2 separate regions of the Homo sapiens genome follow, and region 1 is linked to region 2. The links are chromatin loops, found by intact Hi-C in ENCODE. Cell type or tissue: heart right ventricle. All regions are shown on one strand. Links, peaks and the distances in the headings refer to the core of each region. The heading gives the core; the rest is flanking DNA. Region 1 overlaps BANP (BTG3 associated nuclear protein). Region 2 overlaps BANP (BTG3 associated nuclear protein).

Region 1 (8,822 bases), core at 430-8,429, 81 kb before region 2:
CTGGGAACAGACCGGGCAAGGCTGCACTTGGAAAGGGGGCTGGGGAGGAGTTCTGCACTCAGTTCCACCACGCGCCCAGGCAGTCACTCTGTCCTGGGTGGATCCGCAGCCACCCACGTTCCTGCCACAGACCCCGAGCTGGCGCCCACTGGAGGAGGCAGCCAGCACCCGCACCAGTGGGCTCTTCTGTGAGGCCCTGCACAAACTGCGTTTCCCACTCATCACAGCACAGGCACACTCCTGGCCCCGAGAAAGTTCCGGGAAAAATATCCTCAGGGGCTGTCCCAGAGGTGTCTCAGGGCTGTGAATAAAGCAAGCTGCCTGAACCAGCGTTTCTCAACTATTCCCACCAGGCCGAGGCCTTGAAAACTCCTGAACACCAGGCAATGGTCTGCGCGGTGCAGGGACTTGACTGGTAACTCCCAAGCGCCTGCCCACCTGCCTGCACTCCACGACAGCACAGGGACCCTGGCGCACGCCCAAGGTTCACGCCAACCAGGTGACCGCCAGGAAACCCAAGCCTGGGGCGAGCAGCAGAGGAGCACACGGTAAGCCCGCACCTCCTCCATCCCCAGCTCTCAGGAGCCCGTGCCACACAGCCGGAGCTCTGCAGGGGCCACAGGTGGGACGAGTGCACGACGCTTTCCACCTCGGGCACCTCTGTCGGACACCCAGCTCTGAACTACGTGTGAAAATGGAAACGAAGTGCGTGGCCACACGCAGAGCAGTGCCACTCCAAGCACCTCCTCATCACACACGTGGCGTGTCACGGACTGACGACACAAGGAGGCAGACAGTGGGGGGAGGGCGGGTCTGTTGGGGACGGAGGGGGCATTGACACAGTGGATGCTACGGGGAGGCCCCGTGCAACGTGTAACTGCGGGAAGGCAAGGCTCAGCCGGGAGCATCGTCAGGGTTCCCTCATCTCAGGGTGTAACCATGCAGGAACAATGGAGTGGGGAGATTGACAGGTTGAGTGGAGACCTGGGGTTTACCCTGGGGTGGAGCAGGGCGAGGTCAGTGAAAGGGTGGAGGACCAGGACTGGGGCAGCCGGCCGTCCAGGGCAGGGGTGGCCAGAGCATGGCAGGGTGAGCGCCGTGGGGTGCAGGGGGGGCTGGGCACTGGGGAGCGGCTCTGAATGGGAGTGGCAGCAGCTGACCCCCTTAGATTTGGAAATAGTGCCAAGGAAAAAAAAGGACTCTGAAACTCTGGCATAAAATACCCATAAAGTATCTCAAATCAGGTTTGAGCGGTGGCAGTGCAGCAGGTGAGGTGGGGCCGGCCTAGAGCCCCTCAGGACAAGCCCCTGGGTCCCGTCTCAGGGCGGGGGCACGCAGCAGGGTGCAGGGTCACAGCCTGGTTCCAGCTCGAGTCTCCTCCCTGAGGGAGGCCCCGGCGCAGATGTGGTGTAGGTGGGAACCATGCAGCATGGGGCATGGGGCGAGACACCTGGGTGACACTGGCTGGGGGCTGAGAGGCCAAACAACTGTGGCGCCCCACACCCAGCCCAGCGGCTCTGACCCCCTCAGCCCCATGAGACCAGCCACACAAGCCAGTCGGCCACTCCACTGGCACCAAAGCAAAGAACACACTGAGTGGCAGGCGGCACAGAGCTGCAAAGGGTCAAAGGTCAGCGGCTTCACCTTCCCCCACACACCTGGGCCCTAGGATCCCGCCACGTGCTGTGTGTCCAACACCAATTAATAAAAAAGAGAGCGAGTGTGCATTCCTATAACTGGGTTTCTAGGCGAGTTCAAAACAGTAATAAAATAATTTGCCTGGTACCTCCATCCAAAAATGTCTAGGCCGCTGTGGCAATGTGCCCCGGCCGATGGCTCTGACCTCTGCCTAGCAGAGTCACCCAGCCTCGCACAGCCACTGACAGCGCCACTGCCTCCCCTCTGCCCTGGGAGACCCTCAAGTCTCCCAAGGGAGCACGAGAGGGAGCGCCCGCACCGCTGGGAGCGGCGTTTTGAAGGCTGATGGCAAAGACACACACAGGCAATGTAGGCAAGGTTTGGCACCTTTCTGGGGGAAAAAAAAACTGAACAAAATGATTCAATGTTTTCAGTTTTTCAAGAATCTATCAACAGAAACTTCTAGTTTCCTCCTTGATTTATGGGTTAGGATTTTCTCATTTCTGCCTCAAAACTACATTTTTCCAGGCAATGTGGTTTTACTTTTTGTGAACAACACAGCTCAGCTGAAAATAAACAGAATTTTAGGCAAAAGGAGCAGGAGGCACTTGTTTTTGGGAACAGAGGCCACAGTGTCAGACACCGAGTCGAAGCTGGGTTCCTTCGAGCTCCTTCTGGCTGTGGGTGTGGCCGAGGCCCTTCACCAGGTGGCCAGGCCCGCAGTACCCAGCAATCCATAAGGCAGCAGCAGCGCCACAGAGAGAAACGACACCAAACTCCCGAGTTTCACTCAAAGTAAAATTACCGCCTGCTGGTAATGTCAGCCTCAGGGGTGAGGAATTTTCCCTGGACATTCACTTCCTGTTAATACATTTATTGGGCAGTTCAGTTCCACGTTGGTGAACCTCATCTCAGAGTCTTAAAAGCTGTGTACCTGAGGGATCCCCTGGCAGGGGACCCCTTCATGAGGAAAGGCTCTTTGGAGCCCTCGGTGCTCTAAGGAACGTGTCTGGGAGAAGCCCCGTCTGCCCTGAGGCCGCCTCGCATGGGCACAGCTCGCCCTGCACCTGCCGCAGTAGTGGGACGACAGAGGCTGCTCGGACGCTATCCCAGGCTCGTAAAAGCCACAGGCGCAGGTGCACACCCTCTCCCGTGCTCCCATCCCCACCAAGAATCCTAAGCTGGGCAGTGGGCCCAGGAGGGACAGGAAGGAGGTGGAAGGCAAGCATGGCTGGGGCCCTCCCAGAGGGGAGCTGCTCCGCTGGGGACACTGTGGGGCTGGGATCCTGTGGGCCTCCCGGGATCAGGGTGCCCTTCCATACTCGCTTTCCTTGTGCTCTACCTGAGCAAGCATGCAACCTGGTCCTGCCACCAGCCCAGTTCCCCTGAATAAAAACAAAAGCAGAGCCGGTCCCTGCTCTCCTCCCTCCTAGGTTGACCAGTTCAGCCTGAGGGAACCATCACCACTTGTGCCATCAGTTTTCTGAACAAAAGATGGCGAGAAATTCTTCCCCCGTTCCTGTTGTGTCTTCAGAAAGCACCTGGCAAGCGCGTCTCACCCCAGCTCGCTGTGCTGGGCAGAGCTACCCACCCCACAAAGACACCCAGGTCCCAATCCCTGGGCCCTGTTTAGGTGTTACTTTACATGGGCAAAGGGATCTCACAGATGTGGCTCAACTGATCACCCTCACGTGGTGAGATGACCCTGGATGGCCAGGTGGGCCCAGTGTCATCGCGGGGGTCTTTAAAAGCAGAGACTCCTCCCAGCCACAGAGGGTGGGAGAGATGGGATGTACAAAGGACTCACCTGGCCACTGCTGGCTTTGAAGACGGATGGGGCCAGGAGGCAGGGGATGCGGGTGGCCTCTAGAAGCTGGAAAAGGCAAGAAAACGAATTTTCCCCTGGAGCCTCCAGAAGGACCAACCCTGCCTTGCTTTCAGCCCACTGAGACCCAGGATGGGCTTCTGCCCTCCGGTAAAGCCACGGGGTCTGTGGTCGTTTGTTATGGCAGCCACAGGAGCCTCCAGCCAGGTCCCCAAAGGGCTCTTTATTAAAACATCAAATTCCCAAACAGCAAAAACAACAGAAACAAAAGGCCTGGCAGTCCGTGCCTTCAGGGCGGGCTGGCAGCTGCAGGGAGAGCAACCGCTTTTTTCCATTAGAAAGAGTTTGTACTGTAGGAGTTTTTAAAAGCCAAAACAAAATTGGAGGAGAAAAAAAATGAAATGTCCTCTATGACTCGTGTTCCCCTGGAGGCCACTGGGCTCTAGCCACCTCCCAGGGCCTCCTGACAGCCTGAAGGCCACGGCCCTCAGAAGCTGAGGGGTCCTGGCTGTCTCCTATCCCAGCCAGAGGAGTGCCCTGCGGGCAAGAGCGGCAGCACCCCCAACCGCATGAAGGCACCAGGCTCCCATCTGGCACTGCCAGCCATGAGAGCTCCACAGGAGCCTCTTGTGTCTGGCAAAAGCGTTGTTGTTTTTTAAGGGAGGAAGGCATGTCCAGGAGGGGTCCCCAGGCCTCCTCGGGGAGTGCCACGTGGTGCCACACAGGCGCCCAGCCTGGCGATGCCCTCTCCTCGGCAAACCCTCAGCCAACCCGATGCTGGCCTGGACGCCTAGCCGCATCCTGGGAGCATCTGTCCGTGGGAGGCAGGTGGGTTGTTTTGCTCATTCAAGGCCCACTCATTTCTTGGACCCTAAGTGAATGCGCACATCTGTCCTCCAAATAAAAGCCACTCTCCCAGCTCCATGATGCCACCACTGCTTCCAAGCATGCTAAGGGAGAGGAACCCACTGTCCCTGACCACAGGTGACCACAGGGCAAGGGTGCAAGGGACGCACAGGGTGCTGGGAGCGCTGCCACGGAGGCAGGCCCCGCCGTGGACGCACAACTGCCTCAACATCCACCGCCTCGCTGTCCACTCTCCCCCCCTGCTCCCCTGCGCCTCTCAAGCCCCCGACACCTCCTGCCCCAGCCTCGTGCTCTGCCGTCTCTGAAGAGAGCCCCCTGACCCTGGTCCCCCAGCGCCGGTGCCTGCTTGTGGTTGGCCCCCACACCTTGTTCCAAGGCAGCAACAATGTCTGTGCCTTTGTTCCCCACAAAAGCCCCGGTACCTCTTTCTTCGAATCTTAAGTGTACATTAAGTGTTTCGCTCATTTCTAAAAAACTTATCAAAACAAAATCAATGTAGAAACATTTGAAAGTCATGACTTTTCAAATGCATTCCCAGTTGAGAACATTTTCTACTTTTATTTTCATTCACCACTTGGGTATGCCTACCTTCATGGTTATTGTAAAGCTGCAAAGTTAGATTCTGAGGTTTCTGACACTGTAATTCTTCCAGTGTAATGAGCTGCACAGATCATGTGAGAAGTCTTGTCACTGGCAATGCTGGCAGAAACAACATCACGGTCAGGATGCCATGACGTGCCTTCCACAGCCAGAGGAGGGCAGAACCCTCTTGGAGATCAGCAACACGGCTTCCCAAGTCTCATTAAGAACAGCTGTGATCGGATCTGAAACTCGTCTATCAAGGGATCTTTTAAAATGTGAAGTGATTACAAAATCATCACAGGAGCTTGTGCACAGAAGGCGAGATCAGAAATGACCAGCGGTCACCCCACAGACGGGCTGAGAGTCCAGGCTGGGAGGGGACTCACTTTCTCTATGGACCTGGTGGATTGTTTCATATGTTTGCCATATGTGGATTTCATAATGAAACACTGAATTCCTATTAACTAAGCAAGGGCGCTGAGCCGGGCCACGTGGAAGGGCAGGGAGGACCACAACGACAACACAACTCCTCCTTCTGGGACCAGCTCCCAGGCCAGGGCAGAAAGCATCCACACCGGGGAGGGGAGGGGAGGGCTGAGAGGCGAAAGCCGAGGCACTGGGCCTAGAAATAAGGGAACCGGGGTCAGCAGATACCACAAGGGCAACGCCGTGAAACACGCAGAAATGAAGGCACAGCGTGCTCTGAGAACAGTCACACAGAAGGCCGCGGTGCGCCCTCCGCTTGGCTGCGCTGCTGCAGGCTGAGGGCACCTCCATGCACGGCGCAGCCTCTTAAAACACACAGGAGGCTGAGATATAGTTTGTGGATTTGGGCTTGATTTGAAATTGGTGATGAGGACAACTCAGCAGTCAGATCTTAAACGTGAAGCAGCAAAAATGAGGTCACGCCAGGGTCCCTACAGAGCGCTGCACGCCCCAAGATGAGCGCCCTGGGATCTGTGCAGTTGATGCTGCTGCCGGTAGGATGGAGCCCTGTGATGAAAAGAACCCCAAGTCTGATGCAGGCCTTCAGGGGTAGAGCAGGCTGGGCCGAATTCCGACTTAGTGCCCAACAATGAATGTGCAATCCCTTCTTTCCTCTCCCTGCCGGCTTTATGTCTGGAGCAGGGCCCCAGTCTGAGGCATTTCCAAACCAGCTCTGGAATGCAGAAGCCGCTCATTGGAACGGACGGTGTCCTGGCTTCCAGGCTCCAGGGACACTGGCCTGCGGCTGAACTTGAAGCGGACTTCCCAAAGGGCAGCACCTCGTCATCTCAAGAGAGGCTTGGTTGGGGACAGTGGTTGGGGACAGGGCTGGAGACACGTGCTACTTTCCCAGCTCCATTCAGAGGGTTTTCCCCTGAACATTTTTGAAACAGAGCCAGTTGTTTTCAGATAAAAGAAAGCGGCAGAAGGTAGAAATGGGAGCAGCCGACTGAGGGAACCCCGGCCTAAAGGCACTGCATTTTGAGCACACACATCTGGTTTCCTCTATCTACTGAGAATGCAGAAATTCTGTGTAATGTCCAACTGAGATCATGCTAAACTGCTGTAAATCTAAGGTCAACGCAAGAAGCCCAAGGACTTCTCAGTACTATTTAGATACAAAATCCTGAATCTAACCAAGAATCCACTCAGGTGCAACGCAAAACCAAACAAAAGAACCCCACCCCCCATGCCTTTAAAAGATACACTCTGAACACTGCTGAAGTGTGTGGACAGAAACGAGGATGAAACCACTAATCCACAGGTGTGCTGGAAAAGCCAAGAAGTCCTTTGTTTTTGTCATTCAGCTTTGAATCCAACTTGTTAAGGTATGAGGGCTGAGACTGTAACCAAGGTGCCTTTTTCAAATCTAGATGTTCACTTCAAAGAAGCTTCCTCATACTAGAAAAATGAGGTGCTCAGGCTGGGCGTGGTGGCTCATGCCTGCAGTCCTAGCACTTTGGGAGGCCGAGGCGGGCTGGTCACCTGAGGTTGGGAGACCAGCCTGACCAACATGGAGAAATCCCGTCTCCATTAAAAATACAAAATTAGCCGGGCATGGTGGTGCGTGCCTGTAATCCCAGCTACTCAGGAGGCTGAGGCAGGAGAATTGCTTGAACCCAGGAGGCAGAGGTTGCGGTGAGCCGAGATCGTGCCATTGCACTCCAGCCTGGGCAACAAAAGCAAAAACTCCGTCTCAAAAAAAAAAAGAAAGAAAAATGAGGTGCTCAGAGAAAGAGGCTCATCCCAGTGATGCCCCCAACTGGCCTAAAATCTTTCTCCTACGTTCCTACAAGAAATGCCGAAAGGCCACATCCTCATTCTTAAGCCTTTAAACCCACTGATGGGAATACTAACACGTGCCCTTAAATTCCATTTCTAATGCTTTTCACAAACCAAATCACCCATTAGTGGATGGTCAGAAACAGAGCACACACAGCAGGCCAGCGCAGGCAAATGCAGAAACCTGCTTCTCCTGGAGAAAAAGAAACAGCACACACAAGCTTCTTGCAGACCTCAGGGTTTAAGTCAACTGATCCAACGTTTTAGACAATCGTCCTTCAGGCCAAAAAAGGCTAAGTTTCAAAGCTAACAGGCTAAGAGCTATAAGGCAGATTTACAGCCCAGAGCGATGGCAAGATGCCCCGGGAGACCCCACATTCACACAAAGGTGCCTTGTGGCAAGCGGTAGGCACAGCAGTCTCCACAGTGCTCTGCGGCTGGCTCCAGCGTTTCAGCATGAACCTCAATCAAGCACAGCCTTGGGAGAAGGCAACACAAAGGCTAAAAACTCGAAGGAAGGGAAGTGGAGGCCTGCGGGTGCTTGCCGCCCACCCCCCCTTCCAGCAGGGCGGCGCTCCTGGGAGTGACCTTAACCATGTGTGTGTCTTGGGGTCTTCTGACTCACTGGGGCAGGGTGGGGGACGTTTAAGAACACAACCAAAGTCACCCCGAGGCCTGTGGCGCTCCCCCATGGACCACAGGCCTCTGGCTTCTGGATGGTGAGAGGGAGGGTGGGCGGGCAGGGGACGACGAAGAGTGGGAAGAAAATAAGGATGTATCTGCATGACGCGTGCACAAGCCTGCCATCACCGTGGCGCTGCTCAGGTGTCCCCAGGAAAGGGAGAAGGGCAGGTCGGGGAGCCCGGCCGGGCTGCCATCCAATTTCACACCTCGAGGGGCTGAGATGCCAGCCCAGAGCTGACGGTGAGAAGAGCCTCTCGCTCCCCACAGAAAGAGGCCACCTCCACGTGCCTCCACGCACCCTCCAGATGGCACCGTTCTCGTGGCTCTGGTCATTTCTTTAACTTGGAAAACTTACTGTATGGCACAAAAAATACGTTTGAATCCACCGTGAGAGGGCAAAAGAACGAACTTCTAAAAACATGTGCTCCAACGTTCCCACTAAGCTCACTTCAGTCGGAAGCCTCCACACAGGATCACTCGCGTGTCCAACGTCAGCTGATCTCCCTCCTAATCGTGATGGAAAAACGTGGCTTTTAAACAGAGGGTGGGCCAGCCTTTCCAATCTCAGCCCCACACTGACCATCCAAGTGGAGGAGTGACCAGCAGGCCAGGCCAGGCTGGGGAGACCCAGAGAGACCCCTCGTCAGGTGGGCTCTGCCCGGAGGGCAACGCACGGCGGTCTCTGCACACACCTCAAACTACGTTATGCTTAGAAACATACGGCCTTGCCACTCGTGCCGACAGGTGGTTGCTATGTGCTGGTGGCTAAGAGCACCTTTGCACACTTCTCACACAAGCCGCTCACACTTCGGCACCTTCGGCCACAGCAGAGCACCCCCAACTTGGGTAAGTCAGAGCACCTGCCATCTTCAGAGGAAGGCCCAGAGACAGACAGCTGCGCCAAGCCAGTCTCACCACACACTACACGGAGAACCCCACCTGTGCCAACCTCAGCCCT
Region 2 (8,822 bases), core at 477-8,476:
CTTTGGAGACTTTTCCTTTTCAATGTTCCACTGCCCAATTTTAGACAGACAATTCTTATTCATTCATATGTGTTCACAAATTAGTAACTTTCTAATTTAAACATACTTTTTTTCATTGACATACTGGGATTATGTTCTTATCTGTTATTTCTCCCCTACAATTTTCTGTCAACAGCTTTCAACTGTTGGCAATTTTTATTTCTAATTTTCAGGACTTGTATGGAAAGATGCCCAGCCTGTACAACATGGCAAAACCTCATCTCTATCAAAAACAAAAATTAGCCAAGCATAGTAGCGTGCACCTACAGTTCCAGCCACTCGGGAGGCTGAGGTGGGAGAATCGCTTGAATCCAGGAGGCAGAGGTTGCAGTGAGCCAAGATTCCACCACTGTACTCCAGCCTGCATCACAGAGTGAGACTGCCTTTTAAAAAGAACTTACATGGAAAGAAATGTCAGACATAATAACATCCTTTTTTTTTTTTTTTTTTTTTTTTTTTGAGTTAGGGTCTCGCTCAGCCTGGAGTGCAGTGGCAGAGTCACAGCTCACCATAGTCTCACCCTCCCAGGCTCAAGCAATCCTCCCACCTCAGCCTCCTAAGAGATTACAGGCGGGTGCCACTGTGCCCAGCTAATTTTTTTTATTTTTTTGTGCAGATGGGGGTCTCACTACGTTGCCCACGCTGGTCTGGAACTCTTGGGTTCAAGTGATCCTTCCATCTTGGCCTTCCAAAGTGCTGGAATTATAGGTGTGAGCCATCGCACCCAGCCTCCTTCTTTAAAAGTCATTCAAATATACCACATTTAAAACTTTACTATGAAAGGAAATCACTCCACTAGGCGTGGTGGCTCACGCCTGTAATCCCAGCACTTTGGGAGGCCGAGGCAGGCAGATCACCTAAGGTCAAGAGTTCAAGACCAGCCTGGCTAATGTGGCGAAACCCTGTCTCTTCTAAAATTACAAAAATTAGCTAGGCGGCGTGGTGCATGCCTGTAATCCCAGCTACTTGGGAGGATGAGGCAGGAGAATTGCTTGAGCCTGGGAGGCAGAGGTTGCAGTGAGCCAAGATCGCGCCACTGCACTCCAGCCTGGGTGGCCGAGCGGAGTCTCAAAAAAAAGGAAACCATTCTTACATTTTCTTGTAATTCTGAATAGGATATATTTTAAATAGGATTTTAAATAGAATATACTTTTATCCTATTTAAAACTATGAGAAAATAGCAGAACGATTCTTCTATTAATCTTAATTTTTACAAATAATGGTTTTATTAGCAATATTAATAATCCCCATGCTGATATACAATAAATATATTCTACAATAGGTTGATTTTGCCTTGCCAATACAGTTCTTTCAAACCGGAAGATCTCACACATCTGGGTTAACTGGATTGTGCATCTGAGTCAGTATTAGGCAACTTTACTCTTATTTCACTGCTTGTTGACAAGTAGACAGACAACCACCGCAGGTCTGTGAATGATATCATTTGCCCCCAGCAGAGGGAAGCATGGGGGATTTCTGCCACGGCAGGTCTGTGACTAACATCACATGTTTTCATGAGCACAGACACTGTTACCCTCAGAAAGCAGGAGGACCCTGGGCCAAAGCAGCCCCAGAGGAGCTCCAGGTCCTCTTCCTCTTATCTTAAACTAGAAACTCAGATGGGAATGAATGCGTGACTTGGCCGAGGTCACCTCAGTGTCTGTCAGGGCAACTGTGACAGTCAGAGGCCCAAGCTCCGCCCTGTGCAGATGGAATCCAAGCAAGGCACCCTCAAGGCCAACCCACTACAGAAACTACACTCCAGCCTTTGGAGTTCTTCACAGAGGAACCTCTCCCCCCATCACACATTGTCAGCGGTGGAATCTAACGACCAATTTTGTCAACGCTTTTCCCAAGTGGTGACAATGACCTGCCCAGCACTGGCACAACGTGACAAGTGACAAGTGACACGTGATGGGCAGCTGTCCGCCAGCACGCAAGGCTCCGGGGACAGGAGAGGTTCGTTCATCCTTGTGTTTAATTCCTTAAAACAGTGGTTCTCAATGCAGGTGCCCAGGGGTGCTTTGAGATCCCGTGGGACATCTTTGGTGGTCAAGATTCAGAGAGTACTGGAATTTGGCAGGCAGAGGTAAGGGAGGTTGAGACGTCCTTCAGTGAGTGAGACAGTCTCACCCAACAAAAACTCTCCACACACATAACTTACAATGAACCAGAGCTTCATGAGTGGAAAACATGCTTCTAACTCTCTGAACTCAGAATCTTACTCTATTCAACATTTACACACAAAACATTTTTGCACAGTCTTACTATGACTTGAATTTTCCATGAATTCAACTATTACAAGTCTAGAAAAAATTATACTTTGCTTTATGTGAAAGTTCATTAGGAACTGCTCACCATTCTGTAATATTCTATCACCAGCTGGGGGCTGAACTCCCAGTGTCACACCTGGGTCCGTCTGCAGGGACTGCCCCCCGGTCACCAGGACGCAACATACCAGGTGGGACGTCCGGCTTTTTCACAGCCAACCATCATCATGTTGAAATGTGTTGTCTTATTACACAATACTATCACATTCATTCTCTATAGCTAGGACAGTCTAATAACTATAAGTTATAAATTACATTTTCTTTTTTTTTGAAACATAAATTATATTTTCTAAGAACTGCATTTTAGGGTAAGAGGACATTACCCCAAAAAACTATCCTAAAAAAAAAGGCATTGGGTCTAACAGCTTTGCACACCTGACCTGGGAGCCCAACAGCGTCCCTGCACAGAGGACACGGTAAACAAACTCCTGCTGGGGGGAGACACGTGAGTGACAGCATTTGTGCAGGGTGAAGGCCCCATCTCAGAGTAACACGTGAACGATCCCCAGCTCCCGCCTGCGAACTGAGATGCCAACTCCACCACCAGCAGCGGAGCTCGGAAGACGGCCGGGTAGCGTTTCCAAAAGCCCCGGCATGCCCGAGAGTTCAAAGAGGCACCACTGCTTCGGCCAGCACAGCAGCCGTCATGTGGAGCTGCCCCCAGACTTCCCACACCCCCTGGCGAGGCCCACAAAGCACCTAACCCAGCGCCAGCCACCAGCACACACGGGCAGCGAGGTCACAACAGTCCCTCCAGGCTTGTTGCGGCTCCCATTCCTCGGCGTCCACATGTCCTCCCCGGCGCCCCCGCTGCCGTCCCACCATTCTCTCTCCTCCCAGACACACCGGGCAGAAGGCTACAGCCAGGCCAGGGAACCTGAAGTGAGTAGCGCTCAGTCAAAAGGCCCCTCGTCAAGCACAAAGCCGTGCCGTGTCCACTGCCTCAAGCAGGACTTCTTTCTGGCCAGGCGTGGGGAAGGCTAGCGACACCAGAGCCTGCGCTTCAGCACGAGCTGTCGGCTGGAATATCTGACAGGAAGCCTCGGATGAGTGGACACCAAGCAGGTCCGAGACTTTCTAAGACATCATAAAGGTTCTACTCAAACAGTTTGCAAACTACCACACAGCTTTCTAAGATTAGACTCATTAGACTCTACTTTTTAAAAATAAGCAAAATAAAAACTGCAGACTTGAATGAAAAGTTTGATATATTCATGTGAAATGTATAAACACCACATACGAAGAAAAACATATGTAAAGACTAGCCAGGTAGAGTAGGAAAAAGGAAAGAAGCACATGTACATTTTCTAAGATCTGGTGGGTTAGTTCCAAAGAAAAGGTGCATGGGTCGGCTTTATGTGGAAAGGAAACGTGAGGATGACTTCAGGTCATCCTGGCAGGATGCCATGTGTTCGGTTTCGGTCTAACTAAAAGTCAGCTTTAGTTAGAAACTGCTGAGACTGCTGAGGCAGACACCGCGCATCTCCAGCAAACTGAGCCACTAAGCTGCGGGCCTGGGCGAGGAGGTGACGCGCTTCTCCCCAAGTGACCTGAAGGCCCCGGCACCCTGGTCTGTTCTTACCATCGCACTTTGTTGCACGTCTGGGTTGCCCCGAGAGGGGAGCCGGCCACCATGGGGACCTGGATGGGGCTGTGCTGCTTGTTCGTGACCAGATCCAGCTTTTCTTCTAAGGATTTACAAGTAGCCTCCAGGGCTTGCAATTTGGCTTCAATGCTATCCAACCGCAAGCAGATTGTCTGGTTGATGGAATACAGGAATGACTGGAAGTGAAAAAAGACCGGCTTTAGGAAGGGTCTCCTGAACTGTAAGAAGACAACCCCAAGAAACACCAAACAGCTATTTCCTGATCTCAACTCTATCTATTCAGACAGAACAATCCCCACACTGGAAATAGCCCGTGAGCTATGAGCCAGAAACATGTGAGTAACACGTCCACATTTTACACACGAGTCACACGTCCTGTTTCAAATGTGATGATTTAGTCATGGTTTCACTTCTACGTGCAGTTGCAATTCTTGGTTAAGCCCATTTAATTTTAAAAATGTACTTTAATATGTTATTATTAATCAGTAAATTTACACATAAAACTAGTCAAATCTTCTCAACAATAAAAACAGATTACACCTAACATCGACACAGCATAAAAGCCACAGGCCACGCACATTCGCCTCACAGCCCGCTGCCTAATGGGAAAAGGTGACGGGACCCCCTGTGGCCCTGACTTGGGATTTGGTCCTGAGGCTCCCGTGGGGCTCTTGAGCGGCAAGCTTGCCACCTAGTGGTTGGCAAAGCCGGGCTCCACGTCTGACCTTTCCGGCTGAGTCTCCTCCGGATTCCTAACTCCAAGTAACCAGTGAGCAGTCACGTGCCGGACCCCAAACCCAAGAAACAGAGAAACACACAAACCAGAAAGGGAAGAATTTCATTTCCCCAGCTGCCGTCCCAGCCAGGAGCCACCATGAGCACACGTGGAAACGTGTTAATCACACAGGAATTGCACTGTGCAAAAGAGACACCCTCCACCAGGTCTCACCAGCAGACAGAAGGACACTCCTTCAGGTCTAGGGAGGGACAGGTTGGGGGAGCGCCCACCAGCCCTGCTTAGTACTCAGGAAGGCTGGCACCTGCCTTAAGAATCAACAGCTGAAAACAGCACAGAATTCGTGTTTCGTCTTTTCTCTCTCCTTTCCTGCCCATGACCTAAAGAGCGTGGGGTCCAAAGTGTGCACATCAGAAGGAAGGGGGAGGTAGGCTCGAGACAGCAGGGGTGGCACTGAGGCAGCCACTGAGAGCGGGCCGTGGAGCTCGCAGCACAGGGGAGCGGGAGGCCGGCCCACATTGACAGGGGAGCGGGAGGCCGGCCCACATTGGAGCCGGAACGGCTTTCCCAATAACTGCAGCTGACCTACAACACTGCTTATGCCCACTCTCCTTTCTGATCTCAAGGGAATCTGCAGAATATCAAAACTGCAGTGATATCATACATCATGTAGCTGGCATGGAAACCTGGCGTACACAGTGGCAGGGACAGCCCTGCAGGAGGGAAAATCCACATATTGCCCAACAACTCGCCTTTTCTCAGGTCACCACCTCTCCTGGCAAGATTCACCACTGGGCGCTGATATAGACAGGAGCTAAAGAAACCAACTGAAACTCACCCTCCCTGACTGACTACTCTCTGTTGAAGGCGCGTGTGAGAGAGGGAAGGAGCCACGGCGTCAGGTGGACTCAAGCCCACGTGATGACACTCAATCAGCTTACCTACAAAGGAGGCACGGTCCCTGGCATGACAAACATGCATCGTCGTGAAAAGCAACAATAGGTGGCTGAATCCCTGAATGGCCACTGATAACGCCGCTATTTTCAACAACCGGAGAACATCAAATGTTTGGCTCTCAAATTCTTTACACAGTACACCCATGTTATTTTAATTCTGAATTACAAATGATTCTGCCTGGGGTTTTGGGAAAAATCACTCTTATATACCAATAAAACAACCTAGAGCCACGCACACGACTCTACGCAAGTCACATTCAACCGGGGGCCCACCCTCTTCTCAACAGTGGGACAAGGAGGAAGGCAGGGCCACTCCCGTGCCCACTTTATACATTTCTGTTCTATGTGCAACAGATGTGTGTTCTGTGATAAAATCAGAGCTGCGTTTTATTTAGGGAATGATAACGCAGTGTTTACTAACAGAGCCACATCCTATCCATTGGTTGGAAACAGGCATTTTACAGTCAATTTATTTGTAAGTTTTTCGTACACATTTACACTGCTTCTCCTTGTTAACAAAACAAATTAAATATTACCAAATAGACACCCTGTGTAAGTAGAAGAATTATATGAAAAGTGACTTTGGTTTTGTGTTGCTCTCATAACCTTCTCACATGTGCCGATATTTACCTCGGTGACTCTGCAAACACTGGAACCAACCAAGCAAATTCAAAGATCCAAAAATAATTCACTGAATGAGCAGTTCCCAAGAACCCCATCTAGTAAACTTTAGAATCTAAGTGACTTAAATGGCAGACACAGAAGTCATTCATCACTGGTAGAAACTTCACTTTCCTTCCATCCAAAATGGGCCTGCAGGTGTGTGGGAAGATGCCTCCTTCAGCAGCATCTCAAGGTAAACAATTCTTACTCTTTGTGCTCTTCAAGAGAAAAAATGGCTCACACTCTTCTGTAGCGGGCTGCCTGGTGATATAGCCACATCCTAAAGTGATATACCCACATCCTAACCGCCAGAACCTACCCATGTGGTCTCTTTGGAAACTGTGCAGATGTAATTTAGAAACTCTTTGGGTCTGTGTAGATGTAATTTAGTCAATGAGATCAACCTGGATTAGGGTGGGCCTTAAATCCAATGACAAGTCCTTACTAGAGGAGAGAAGGGGAAACAGTCACAGACACACAGAGGCGGCCGCAACATGAAGAGGAAGGCAGAGCTGGAAGGAGCCCCACAAGCTGAGGCAGGGCCGGAGCCACTAGAAGCTGGAAGAGGCAGGAAGGATCCACCTTCTAGAACCTTTGGAGGGAGCGAGACCCTGCCTGCATCTTGATTTTGGATCTCTGGCCTCCACAGCTGAGAGGCTACATTTTGAAGCCATCCCATTGATGGTGATTTGTTATAGCAGCCCTTGAAATCTGCAACGCACTACACACCACAGAACAGAGTCAGATTTTTACCTTTATAGATGGATCCTGGCAATTGATTTCTAGTCGCTGGCGTTTCAAAGCAGGTTCGTCTTCATCTGTCACTACATGATTCTCCAAAACAACTGAAATCAGTGACAGAGAAAAAAAATGTTTAACATGAAAAGTTTTACAGAATTATTTTAACATTAAGATAGTAAACAGTGCTGACACCTTAAGGTTGAAGGAGAAACAGCAGAACCTATCTCATATTTCACCTTTTTAAACTTATTCTCAGTCAGGCAGAAAAACAGGATAACTCCTTAATCCCAAGAAAAGCCCAGACACTGGGCAATTAATGTGCCACTGAGTCAGTCCTAACTCCAAACCTGCAAGCTTCTGACTTCTGACTCCATGCTCTGCGGGGCTGCCCTGTTTGGTTTGAGAAAACCCACGATAAAACCCAATCAATAATAATGATTTCTTCCCAACTTTAAAATAAAGTTTTATCTGTTGGTCACCTCATTCCAAAATCAAAGCCACCCTATCTGCAGGTCCAGAACTAAAAGGGGAAAAAATACACTGAATATCACATTGCCATAGGTGCTGATAATCAAAACAGTGTCAATCTTAACACACTAAGTGACAGAACCCCGACCCTCCCAGGCACAGCTGAGACCAGCTGCCCCCATCACACAGCAAGCGTCAGGTGATCGTCACGGCTTCCCGCAGGATAAGCAACTCGGCCCCAGCTCAGGGCAGCCACAGTGTGGTCCCAACCTCCTTCCTTTTCTCTAAAACTGATTACAAAAACAACGTCAAAGATAACCTCAAAATCAAAGACCAAAATCGGCCACAATTGCCTCATCTCTGCAAATCACATTTCTATCTGTCTGTGACCCTTCTAGTCCTTTTCCTTAGACCTAGTCAATTTTTTAAAATTTACACATTTGCAGTTATAGATAGAAGTTCAAGGTCAACAGTTCTTGTTAAAGATTGTACATTGTGTCATGAGTGTTTTTTCTTCTCATTTCCTTGCCTGAAATGACAGTGTGAACTGTCTAGTGCACTCCTACCGTGCTCTACTCTACATGCTCACACATTGAGATAAACAAACGGCATACATGTGGGAGGTGCGAGACCATCTGCCTCATCAACAGGTTTGTCTGCAGCCTTCCTCTTCACTGAGCAACAAATATGGACTCTGGGTTAATATTAATCGTTTTGTTTGGTTTTTGTTTTTGTTTTTTAAGAGATGAGGTCTTGCTATGTCACCCAGGCTGGACTCAAATTCCTGTACTCAAGGGACCCCCCACCTCAGCCCAAGTAGCTGGGACTATCCAGGTTAATAGGTTTAAGTTTTTAACAGTAATACCAGTGTGTGACTATTTACAAAAATGAATGCCAGTATATAAGAATAGATATTATATACGTGCATACATATGAGCATGCGTATTGTAACACTTCTGATAGAAAAAAATCAGAAATCTGAATGCTGGCCGCTGGGAATGCCCTTCAGCACATGCACACCTTGGCACACCATCTGCTTTCAAGGGCACCAACACCACAGCCAAGCAGGATGACCTCACTGTGGCCAGATGACACCTGCCCCGCTCTGCTGGTGCTGTGCCCCAGCCCTTCCCATACTGCCAACCCTCCAGCCACCTCCACCAGGGAAATCTAACAACCTTCTGTCCAGCCCCACTCAAATGCCGCCTAGTTCGGGAAGCCGTTCCTGGAAGGGCCTCAACTCACACCGGTTTATACTGTGACACCAACAAGGTCACAGCACC

The links. A loop is a pair of places that touch in the nucleus more often than their neighbours do. Peaks named below come from ENCODE experiments on the same cell type or tissue, not always from the same donor. Only the 100,000 strongest peaks of a DNase experiment are listed, where the experiment ranks them.
Region 1: it touches region 2 in a loop (2.3-fold over the local background); 2 of 110 quality-filtered maps call a loop at or near these places.

The regions. Positions count from the first base shown.
Region 1 is chr16:88,059,956-88,068,777 of GRCh38, reverse strand. It overlaps BANP (BTG3 associated nuclear protein), which reads right to left. Exons shown (of 14, transcript NM_001386991.1): 12 at 3,446-3,511. Among named protein-coding and RNA genes, the nearest start is that of BANP, 110 kb to the right of the region's middle. RefSeq lists enhancers at 2,300-2,975, 3,652-4,327, 5,050-5,818. In heart right ventricle, for the core only: a CTCF peak has its summit at 5,097 (motif pointing right); a DNase peak (open chromatin) is centred at 6,073; H3K27ac peaks cover 1,683 bases.
Region 2 is chr16:87,979,389-87,988,210 of GRCh38, reverse strand. It overlaps BANP (BTG3 associated nuclear protein), which reads right to left. Exons shown (of 14, transcript NM_001386991.1): 3 at 7,084-7,175; 4 at 3,952-4,151. Among named protein-coding and RNA genes, the nearest start is that of BANP, 32 kb to the right of the region's middle. RefSeq lists an enhancer at 4,500-5,092. In heart right ventricle, for the core only: a CTCF peak has its summit at 4,704 (motif pointing left); no DNase peak of the experiment used is centred there; H3K27ac peaks cover 779 bases.